Linked DNA regions of Homo sapiens: region 1 is linked to region 2. A link is an interaction called in ENCODE POLR2A ChIA-PET data of the cell type or tissue named here. Cell type or tissue: OCI-LY7. All regions are shown on one strand. Links, peaks and the distances in the headings refer to the core of each region. The heading gives the core; the rest is flanking DNA.

Region 1 (5,380 bases), core at 195-5,194, 220 kb before region 2:
TTCCAGTTTAGTAAACTCAGCGGGGGAAGGATAACTTTTTTTTCTCCATACTCTAAATATTAATCTCAGGATAAAAATGATACCATTCGCTACCCACTTTGGATCAAGGGCCTATCTTTGGGACAAGCACTGTTGCCAAGTGGATGAGGTAGTAAGATTTGCTGAGCCCAAGTCAAGTACCTATTTCTGTGTTGAGAAGCACGTGGGAAAGGTGAAGGCAATATCTCTCATTGGTCTACTGCTAGTCTGATTAAAAGTCCTTTGCTACACCAATTCACTGCATTTCCCTAGGCTGGATCTGGCATAGCCACTCATCTTTTTGAGGGTGAATCATATTTAAAAAAAAGGATGATTTTGTTCCTCACAGTTTGGATTTCTTCTAATTTTACTCTCTCAGTGCAATAATTATAGTTGCAGGCTATGCTCCATGTCGGTGCCCGTCCTCTGTTCTTAGCCCAGTTATAGCACTTACCACATTTACTGCTTGTCTGCCTTTGTAAGAGGCTAAGCAAATGTGCCTGAAGCCTGAGTAATTTGCTCTCTTCAACAGTGTTTCTCCCAGACGTAAGCTAATGTGTGAAACACAGAGAGCACCCAATACGTACTTGTTAAAAGAAAGAAAGATCAAAACCTTCCAAGGTGCAAAATAGAACACAGACAAGAGGCGTAGAACTCAGATTGAATTGGGGATGGAGGTTTGAGGGTGTCAGAGTTGCTGAGTATGGAAGGAAGAGTAGGTGTGGAGAAAGTAAAGAACATTTAGGTGTGGAGAAAGTAAAGAACATTCTAGGTAGTGGGGAGGCATAGAGACAGTGGTGCGCTGGAGCTGGCTCACATAAACTTGCAAGAACACTTGTGCACTTCTCTTCCCAACTTCACACTCAGGGATTTCACATTGGTAGGCGGATGTCAGCCATGGTGGGAGTATTTACACCACAGAAATTGGAGCCGGTACAAAGCAAGGCTTCTGTTCTGTTGCCAGAGAGCTGACCATTAAATATTTGCCATGCCACCATATAAAAGCATGAAGGCGACAGGAATATTGCTGTAAGGGTACCTGGAAATCAAATCATGAAGGGACAGTGTTAAGCACAGGCTGGGCACAGTGGCTCACCCCTGTAATCCTAGCACTTTGGGAGGCCGAGGCAAGTGGATCACCTGAGGTCAGGAGTTCGAGACAAGCCTGGCTAACATGGCGAAAACCCGTCTCTACTTAAAATACAAAAAGTAGCTGGATATGGTGGTGCGCCTGTAGTCCCAGCTACTTGGGAGGCTGAGGCAGGAGAATCACTTGAACCTAGGAGGCAGAGGTTCCAGTAAACTGAGATCGCGCCTCTGCACTCCAGCCTGAGAGACAGAGCGAGACTCTGTCTCAAAAGAAAAAAAAAATTAAGCACAGTAATCCAAATTTCTCAGCCACTGAAAGATTTTGAAAGGGAAGGCATGACATGACTTGATGAATATCTGCTGGCTAGCATTCTTCAACAATAGTTTTGCATGGCAAACTTGGCAGAAGGTGGCATAGTCACTTTATATTAAATGCTTGCAGTTCTAGGGAAGTTATTACCTGTCCTAGCAAATCAATCTTATCCTATAGTTTACCCTAGAACTACGCCAGGCCCAATCTAAGCTTGATTCCATCAGGGCCAGGTGTGGCCACAACAGCAGCACCACTTTAAATCTGTGCCAGTAGCTCATATATTTTATATAGTACAAGTCTATTTCCTCATACCACCTGGCACACCAGCCTCCGTAATGTTGACATTAGCAAGCTTCCAACAAAAAGGTTGGCAGCCCTAGCCATATTTTTTCTTTTCTGTCTAGGTTATTTTAGCTGTGGTCCTGCTTAATACCAGAGGCATGAACCAAATAGATTTTCACATTGCTTCCAAATCTATGAATATATATAGAGAAAAGTTTATTCATGAAAGAGAGAAGGGAGGAAGGAAAGAAGGAAAAAAGGAAGGAAGGAAGGGAGGGGAGGAGGGAGAGAGGGAGGGAAAGAAAAGAGAGAAAAAGAAGAAGGAAGGAGAAAGAAAGTAAAGTAAGTCCAGGGAGCGAGAGAGGGGAGGAAGGAAGGAAGGAAAAGAAAGAGAAAGACGGAAAGAAAATGAGAAAGAAAGAAAGAGAGAGAAAGGAAGGAAAGAGAAAGAAAGAAAAAAAAGAAAAAGAAAAAGGGAGAAAGAAAGAAAGTCAAGTCAGTCCAGGGAGGGAGGGAGGGAAGAAGGAAGGAGGGAGGGAAGGAGAAAGAAGAGAGAGAGAAGGCAAGAAAGAAAGAGAGAGAAAGAAAGAAAGAAAGAAAGAAAGAGAAAGAAAGAAAAGAAAAAAGAAAGAAAAGAAAGAAAGAAAAGAAAAGGAAGGGAAGGGAAGAAGGAAAGAAAAGAAGGAAGGAGAGAGAGAGAAAGAAAGAAAGTTATAATGCTTTTGAACAGGATGTGCCTCACCTGTTTGCAAAAGGAGCAGTGTTCTTCCCAGGATTGTTGAGATGGTAACTCATAAAATGGTAAAAGCAACAGCAGCACATGCAAGTTGGATGAATTAAGGAACTGCATTGGAGCACTCTTTTCAAAGTCACTTTGTTGTTTTCCATTTAGAGTTTTGCTTTTATGAAAGCCTGAAGTGTTATCAGTATACGGGCTCTTGAAAACTTCTTACTTGACATTACAGCAGTTAAAGTGCCTTCTCTTTCCCCAGTTGCTAATCTCAGTTGCCTTGAATCTGGCTCTCTTCTCTTGGGTCTTTGGCCTTTTGACTGCCCCACATGGGGAATCTGTGTTTAAAATAATTTCTCTATCTGTTTAAACTTCTTATAGATTACTAACAAAAAAAAAGTAATAGAACCAGGAATTGGAATGAATATTTCTATCCCTAGTTACTACCATGGAAAAACATTTGTAGGAAAACCTGGTGAATTTAAACCCATTAAAAATGTATTTTTCTTCTTCCTTCTTATGAAAGTGAGTGATCCATGAAAGAAACTGTCATAGGCAAATTTGTGCAAATCAAAATACTTCAAGAATTTACAAAACAGGCTGGGTGCGGTGGCTCACAGCTGTAATCCCAGCACTTTGGGAGGCCGAGGCAGGCGGATCACATGAGGTCAGGAATTCAAGACCAGCCTGGCCAACATGGTGAAACCCCATCTCTACAAAAATACAAAAATTAGCCAGGCATGGTGGCATGTGCCTGTAATCCCAGCTACTCAGGAGGCTGAGGCAGGAGAATTGCTTGAACCCAGGAGACAGAGGTTGCAGTGAGCCAAGATCACGCCACTCCACTCCAGCCTGGGCAACAAAGCAAGACTGTTTCAAAAAAAAAAAAAAAAGCATAGTAAGTGCTGTAGTTTGGATGTTTGTCCCCTCCAAACCTCATGTTGAAATTTTATCCCTAATGTTGGAGGTGGGCCCCAATGAGAGACGTTTGAGTCTTGGGGGTGGATCCCTCATGAGTAGAGTAATGTACTCTCTGGACGGAGATGGAGAGTGAGTTCTCACTCTATTAGTTCCCACAATAGCAGGTTGTTAAAAGGAACCTGGCCCCTCCCCCCTTTCTCTTTCTTGCTTCCTCTTTCACCATGTGATATCTGCACACTGCAGCTCCCCTTCACCTTCCACCATGAATGCAGCAGCACGTGAGGCTTTCACCAGAAGCAGATGCTTGGGCCATGCTTCTTGTGCAGCCTGCAGAACTATAAGCAAAAAAAACCTCTTTTATTTATAAGTTACTCAGCATCATGTATTTCTTTATAGCAACACATAACAGACTAAGACAGTAAGGAAAACTTTATTCAGGACCATTGCCATAGGTATAGGGACCATGGCAATGGCGTCTTGCATTGAAGAGAGATATTGGGCTCAACTCCAAATATGGCATGGGCAAGTGGGAATTTATAATCAAGGAGCAGTGTAGGGGTCAATGGATAGAAAATTACCAAGAGAATCAGGAGGAAGAGGGAGATTCTGGCTAAACCAACCTAATAGGATTCTTGCTGAAGATAGGCCTGGGTCATCAGACATCACCTGGGGTATGATAAAAGGATGAGAAGCCTGATCAGATATGGAGGATGATCAGATATTGGAGATGGGGGGTTCTTGCTAAACTGACTCAGAAAAGTTCTTTGTTAAAGTTGGATTTTGCAAGGAAGATAGACACCTGACTAAAGTTTGGCCAAGCAAGGAATCTTTGTTAGTACTACTTCTTGTTTAAGGAAAGTAGAGACATTCATCTTTCCTTCAAACAATATAAGTCTCTTTTCTTGTTTGATCACCTTTTATTCATTAAGGACCAGTTGAATCATCTGTTGGGACTTGGTAGCAGAGGATATTTCCTGGATAGTGTGAGCTATCAGGCCTTCAATGTGGGAAGTTTAGTTTCTATAAAAATAAAATTAAAAAAGATTAATAGTTGGAACGAATTATAAAGACAGTTTCTGAGTCCAGAGGGCAGCTGATCAGTAAAATTTCTAGATGCTGGGCTTGTAGTATCTTCAGTTGGAGTGAGAAGAGGCATTGGATTAGTTTGCAGTTTGAAAGCCATAAAGATGGGCCACACACAAGCTGTTGTGGTAATTTTTCTGAAGCTTATGTCAAGTCATCCAGTTTCAGTTTGAAGGACTTCAAGAAAAGAAAAGTTTATAATTTTAGTGATTCCAAGCCAGAATAGCAGGAAAAAAATGAAATATTAATTTGGAGTGTTGTAGCTATTGTAGTAAACTAGAAAAATCGAGGATCTATTGCAGATTGCAGGTAGATAATAAAACCTCAGGAAAAAAAAAAAAACAGGGCTAGAATCTAATATTGGGTGCACTGCAGTTTTCTCCCAAAACATAACTTTTATCTCTATATTCACTCTCATTTCTGTCAAAGATAATCAAAGTCAGATTGATTTGTTTGCTAAATAAGTTTAATCTCATTAAACTTGTACTGGTTATGTACACAAGTGCAGTAAGAGTAGTGATTGACCATTTAGGCTCTTTTAAAGGTTGCGTTTGTCAGATAAGAAATCTCAGATTAAACTTTTTGTTTTTGTTTTTTTAGACAGAGTCTCCCTCTGTCTCTCAGGCTGGAGTACAGTGGTGCGATCTTGGCTCACTGCAGCCTCCGCCTCCTGGTTTCAAGCGATTCTTCTGCTCAGCCTCCCGAGTAGCTGGGATTATAGATGCGTGCCACTACGCCTGGCTCATTTTTTGTATTTTTAGTAGAGACAGGGTTTTCACCATATTGGTCAGGCTGGTCTTGAACTCCTGACCTCCTCATCCATCTGACTTGGCCTCCCAAAGTGCTGGGATTACAGGCATGAGCCACTGTCTCCAGTCAGATTAAACTTTTAAAAGCCACTTGAGGCTGGGATATAAGCCCAAAACTTGTCATTAGTCTGCACC
Region 2 (5,380 bases), core at 204-5,203:
TCAGAATATGCTTACTAATATCAAGGGAAAAAGAGTAACTTTATAGTGGAGAAGCTTGGCAGACAGCACTTTGATCAAATGATCAAAGACCAAAAAAATGGTATGCCATCTGAGACGATCTGGTGAGAAGAGCACAGCATCACTTCTATGATCTTCCTGCCAAAGATGCCTACCTCAAATATAATCATATTAGAGCAGAACTGTCTTGGAATTTTAAAAAGTGTCAAGGTTATGGAAAAGTCAGAAGAGACTGTCACAGGTCCAGAGTGAAGCCACATTAGAGAGAAGTGATAGCCAACGGCAATGTGTGATTCTGAGCTGGAACCTTTTGCTACCAAGTGCGTTATAGGGACTTTTTTTTGAAACTTAGATGGGGTGTGGGGATGAGATGGTGCTTCATATATATTCATTTCTTGATTTTAATGGTTGTATTGTGATGGTATGGGGAATGTCCTTTGTAGGAAATAGACGGTAATGTTTTAGTGGGGCATGAAGCATCAGGTCAGAAACTTACTCATATGGTTCAGAGGGGAAAATGTTCTGTTCTTGAAATGTTTCTGCTACTTTGAGATTGTTTGAAAAGAAACAAAAATAATTAGTTTACCTGAGAAAGCTTCAGTTTACCGAGGTATTAAACTAAAACAGTAGTTGAGAAATCTGTTAATGTTCTTAGGTATCATTTTCCAAAGGTGTATATGCCCTCCAACAGAAACAAATCACATGTGTTGAGGCTATTTGTTCTAAAGTGTAATCTTTTCACATTAACTTTGTACAGCTGGTCTCACATATGGCACAATATAAGGTGAACGTTAGAAATTAATAACTTATGACATATATGCTGATGTAGGAGAACAAACCTCACAACACTTTGCTAAAAATAAACTCTACTCCTAATAAAAATTGCCACTATTTAAACATAGAACATCTCAAATAATGTTAGAATAGAAATTATGAATGTTACCTTTAAAGAGTTGTTATTCTTTTCTTTGAAAATAGCATTTTCCTGGCATTTTTGAAGTTATTGAGGTTATTGTACTAATGTGTCCCTAATCCCAAACCAGAAGCTTTTAATAGCCTTGCAATTATATACTTCTGAGAACCTGAAAGGGAATTTAGATACCTTGTTTCATTGATCTTGAAGCCCAAAGTGCTTTTGTAACTTAGCCAAAAGCAATGAGATAGCTAATAGCTATAACTGTTTTCCTGGTTTGCATTTCAGCGTCCCTCCAGCATGTGGTTTTTCTTCATAAAAAGTCCTCAAAATAGGCCCCTGGCAGGAGGGTGTTCTTGGGAGAGAAGGGTGGCAAAAAATGTTCACACTTTAAAAATGTCTGCACCTAAACTATGCAGAACAGGAATTTAGGGCCACAGGGCCATTGGAAGATTATTAAGAATGATCACATTGAAGAATCAGTATTGCTGATGTATCTGTTCAAAATCAAGGTTTTCAACTTTGGTACTGTTGGCATTTTCCGCTGGATAATTCTTTGTCGTGGCAAGCTGTTATCCTAAAATGTTTAGCAGTATCCCTGGCCTCTACATATGCGGTGGGTGAATTGTACACCCCAAAAAGATATGTTTAATCCCTGATCTTGGGTACCTGTGAAAGTGACCTTATTTGGGAGTAGGGTCTTTGCAGATGTAATGAACTAAAATAAGGTCATACTAAATTAGAGTAAGCCCTAAACCTAATGACTGGTCTTTATAAAAAAAGGAGAAGGAGATTTGAACAGAGACAGAGACATATACAGAGGGAGGATGATCATGTAAAGACAGAGGCAGATATTGGACTAATGCAGCTACCAACAGCCAAGGAATGCCAAGGTTGCCAGCAACTCCCAGATGCTAGGCAGAGGCAAGGAAGGATTCTTCACTCAAGAGTTCAGAGGAGGAAGGTCCTGCCAACACCTTGATTTCAGACTCCTGGCCTCCAGAACTGTGAAAGAATACACTTTTGTTGTTTTTGCCACCAAATTTGTAGTCATTTGTTATGACACCTAATTTGTGGTAATTTGTTATGAAAACTTATATAACCTACTAAATAAATGTAGTAATCTTCCCCCAATTGTGACAAGCAAAATGCTTTCAGACATTGCCAAATGTCTCCTGCGGGGCAAAACTACCCTCAGTTGAGAGCCACTGAACAAAATCCCAACTCTTATCGAATAGACTAACAATTGAAACATTTAACAAATCTACAGTCTTTAGAAAGAATAGAAATCTTAGTTATTAACTTTCGGGGTTTTATTTTTTAATAAGTTTTTATTTGGCATAAGTTACTGTTAAAGTATCTTAGTGACCCATGTAGAGGTGATTTGAAACAGAATTTTTACATTGCCCTTTGAAACGTATATTATTGCCAAAATTATATTTTTTTAAAGAGATCTATTTATTTCCATTCCTATACCATCTGGTTTTTAAAATAGTTTTACAAGACTGGTAAAAGTGTGCATTGTACTTGTCAGTAGGCCTTAAAAAAAAAACCTTGTCTGTAAAGGCTTCTTGTCCAATAGCTTCCATACTGTGCAGAAAATATCAAGAGTTCAAGAGTTCTCTGTGTGGAGTGTTATCTGTCTCTGACTTAGAAAGTCTGACTTATAAATGTTCCCATCAGGATTACTATAAGTTTTTTGTTTTTTTTTTGGAGACAGAGTCTCACTCTGTCATCCAGGCTGGAGTGCAGTGATGCGATCTCAGCTCACTGCAACCTCCGACTGCCGGGTTCAAGCAATTCTCCTGTCTCAGCCTCCCAAGTTGCTGGGACCACAGGTGCATGCCACCATGCCTGGCTAATTTTTTGTATTTTTAGTAGAGACGGGGTTTCACCATGCTGGCCAGGCTGGTCTCAAACTCCTGACCTCATGATCTGCCTGCCTCAGCCTCCCAAAGTGCTGAGATTAGAAGCGTGAGCCACCGCGCCTGGCCCTGATAACTAGAATTTTTTGACAAGCTTTTTTTTTTTTTTTTTTTTACTTGTTTTTCTTCTTTTTTGGATGAATCTCTCTGGAGTATAATTTCCAGGACTCAGAGATGCCTTATTTCCTTTTTCCTCTTTCTGCTGCATTTATGGACAGGGGATAGGGCTACTCTGCTCCTAAAACCCATAATTCTCCATGTGTTGTGTATAATCAGTATTTTACTTAGTAATTAGGTATTTTAAAGCTAAGTTTTAACCATATCATGGCTTAAGTGGCCTTTACAATTTGGCATGGGATCACATGGTTATATATAACATTGCTTCCATGAAGAAATATATTCTTATTTCCAAATCTCTATTTTATGAATAATATGTAATATTCATTCCTATCAGTGTTTCTGTAATTGGGTTGCACATTTATAATGCTGTATATCAGAATGTTAAAATTAAGTACTGCATGTTGATAGCAATCAGTATAGAGATGAGAAAGATAAAGAATAATATTTATTCTAATAGTTGCTTCTTACATTTTTTTCTTAATGAAGTTCAGACCCTTCCAAGATTTTAACATATAATAAAGGGATTTTGGGGGCTTTAGAGAGAATGTTTATTCTTAATCAGAGATGTAGTTGCATTTATTTCCTGATTTAAAAAAGCAAATCTTAAGACCCAATGCAGTTTTCTAGTGTTACTTATTTTTCTTCCCAACTTACTTCAATTAAATGAAGTCCTCAAAATGAAATATGTGAAAATGTTACCTTAATACCTTTAAGTAGAATTATAGCATGTTTATTTCACTTGAAAGTGTTAATAGAATAAATTATATGCCCTTCTAGCAACACATTTTAAAATATAATATGTGAAAAACATTTAAGTAGAGACCATTTTGCTATTTCACAGAAAATTATAACAGGTGAAAATTAAGATGTTACTCACTTCTTTGATGCAGTAGTCTTATGCCTCAACTGCCCTGCAAAGAGAGAAAAAAGTCTTTTAATCTCTTGAGCAACTATTTGATGTTACTCTTTCATGTTGATATTTTTGTCTCTACCTGTAAAAGAATGCTATATGGAAATTTTCCAGCAATGATTAAGAAAGGGTGAGTTTGATAACTTGAGAAATGCATGTTATGATCTTGGCATCATCACTCATATTTATACAACTTTTCTGATCCTCATTTTTTTTCCCTATCAGATGAGGTTTACAGTGGAGACATATTTTCAAAGCACTGAGCTGGGCATATGGCGTTTGGAAACCCTAAGTAACAGTCAGTGACAGAATTTGGATTAAGACCCCAAATTCCTTCCTCTCCATTTTATACTTCTTTTTGTGACTCAGCCTAATCCTTTTAGGGAAGTATTCAAACCACATCTGCCTGAGTCTCCTGCCAATTTCCTTTAAACCCCAATGTTAGCTGAATCAGCCTCCTGCCAGCTGTCCTCCAACTGAAAGCAATAAGGTTTACATTCTCACTTTTTTGGTTAAAAAAATCTTGCCTAAACAAAGAACTTCTTTTACTGTCCTAATACCTTCTGTAGGTTGCCCTGCTTTTCCACTTAAGGCATTTCTGTATATTGCCTCTTTAAGGGACTTTTCCCAAGGCAAAAGTCACACAGCAGTTACACGTGTTCTTTTGCACTTGGCACTTTTTCCGTGGAACCTGAAGCTTGACCAAGATTAGTGCCTTAAAGGGAATATGAAGTTAAGGTACTGGTGGTGTTTGGTTTATGGATGTCTGATTGTATTTTTAATATGTGAGCCAGCAATTGTAAATGGCCTCAACAGCTAGTATATTCTGGAAATACCCAGACTTCCCTACCTCTGGAAACTTGGTGTTTCCTTCCTTTCCTATCCTTCAACTGTCATCAGCTTAGATTCTGCCAAAGCCAAACTTAGACTCATTTTCTCTCCTTGTTCTAACACAGGTCCCTGTTGAGCCCATCCATGACAAGTCCTAGTGATCAGTAAGGGAGAATAGCCCCAGCATTGGAGCTCATCTTCCTGGAATTATCTTCACCCTTCTTCCACCTCCAGGCTCAGGCTTCATACTCTAGCTCATGTGCCAATTTGTATAAAATATACTGGCTATAGTCAGTTATATACTGACTATAACTGTAACTATATATACAGTTATATATTAATGCATAGTTATATACTATGCATTAATGGGTGCTGCTCGAAATTTTAATGACTCTCAATCTCAAATTATGGACCCAAACCCCTACTATTATGATCCACATAGCCCTTTAAGGACCAAGTTTGCCCAGCTTCATATTCTCCATCAGTACCAAGTGTGCATGAGATACTGTGTATATTCACTTACTTAAGTGGAATAGGAATAAGAATGACAGAAAGCATTTTTTCTTTAGTTTATGTCACTCTTATTGTTACTGATACTGTGAACCATAATAATAAATGATGCTGGAAATCTCAAAAAGGTTATGGGCTTGTTTCAGGGATAAA

What was found. ChIA-PET counts read pairs that join two places held together with the same protein. Peaks named below come from ENCODE experiments on the same cell type or tissue, not always from the same donor. Only the 100,000 strongest peaks of a DNase experiment are listed, where the experiment ranks them.
Region 1: POLR2A ChIA-PET joins it to region 2 with 7 read pairs; 12 of 35 experiments call an interaction of 5 or more read pairs at or near these places.

The regions. Positions count from the first base shown.
Region 1 is chr5:50,652,334-50,657,713 of GRCh38, reverse strand. No RefSeq gene overlaps it. Among named protein-coding and RNA genes, the nearest start is that of PARP8, 12 kb to the left of the region's middle. In OCI-LY7, for the core only: no CTCF peak of the experiment used is centred there; DNase peaks (open chromatin) are centred at 2,640 and 3,563; H3K4me3 peaks cover 1,176 bases; H3K27ac peaks cover 371 bases.
Region 2 is chr5:50,430,342-50,435,721 of GRCh38, reverse strand. All of the region lies in intron 1 of EMB (embigin), which reads left to right. Among named protein-coding and RNA genes, the nearest start is that of EMB, 8.3 kb to the left of the region's middle. In OCI-LY7, for the core only: no CTCF peak of the experiment used is centred there; no DNase peak of the experiment used is centred there; H3K4me3 peaks cover 2,395 bases; H3K27ac peaks cover 4,080 bases.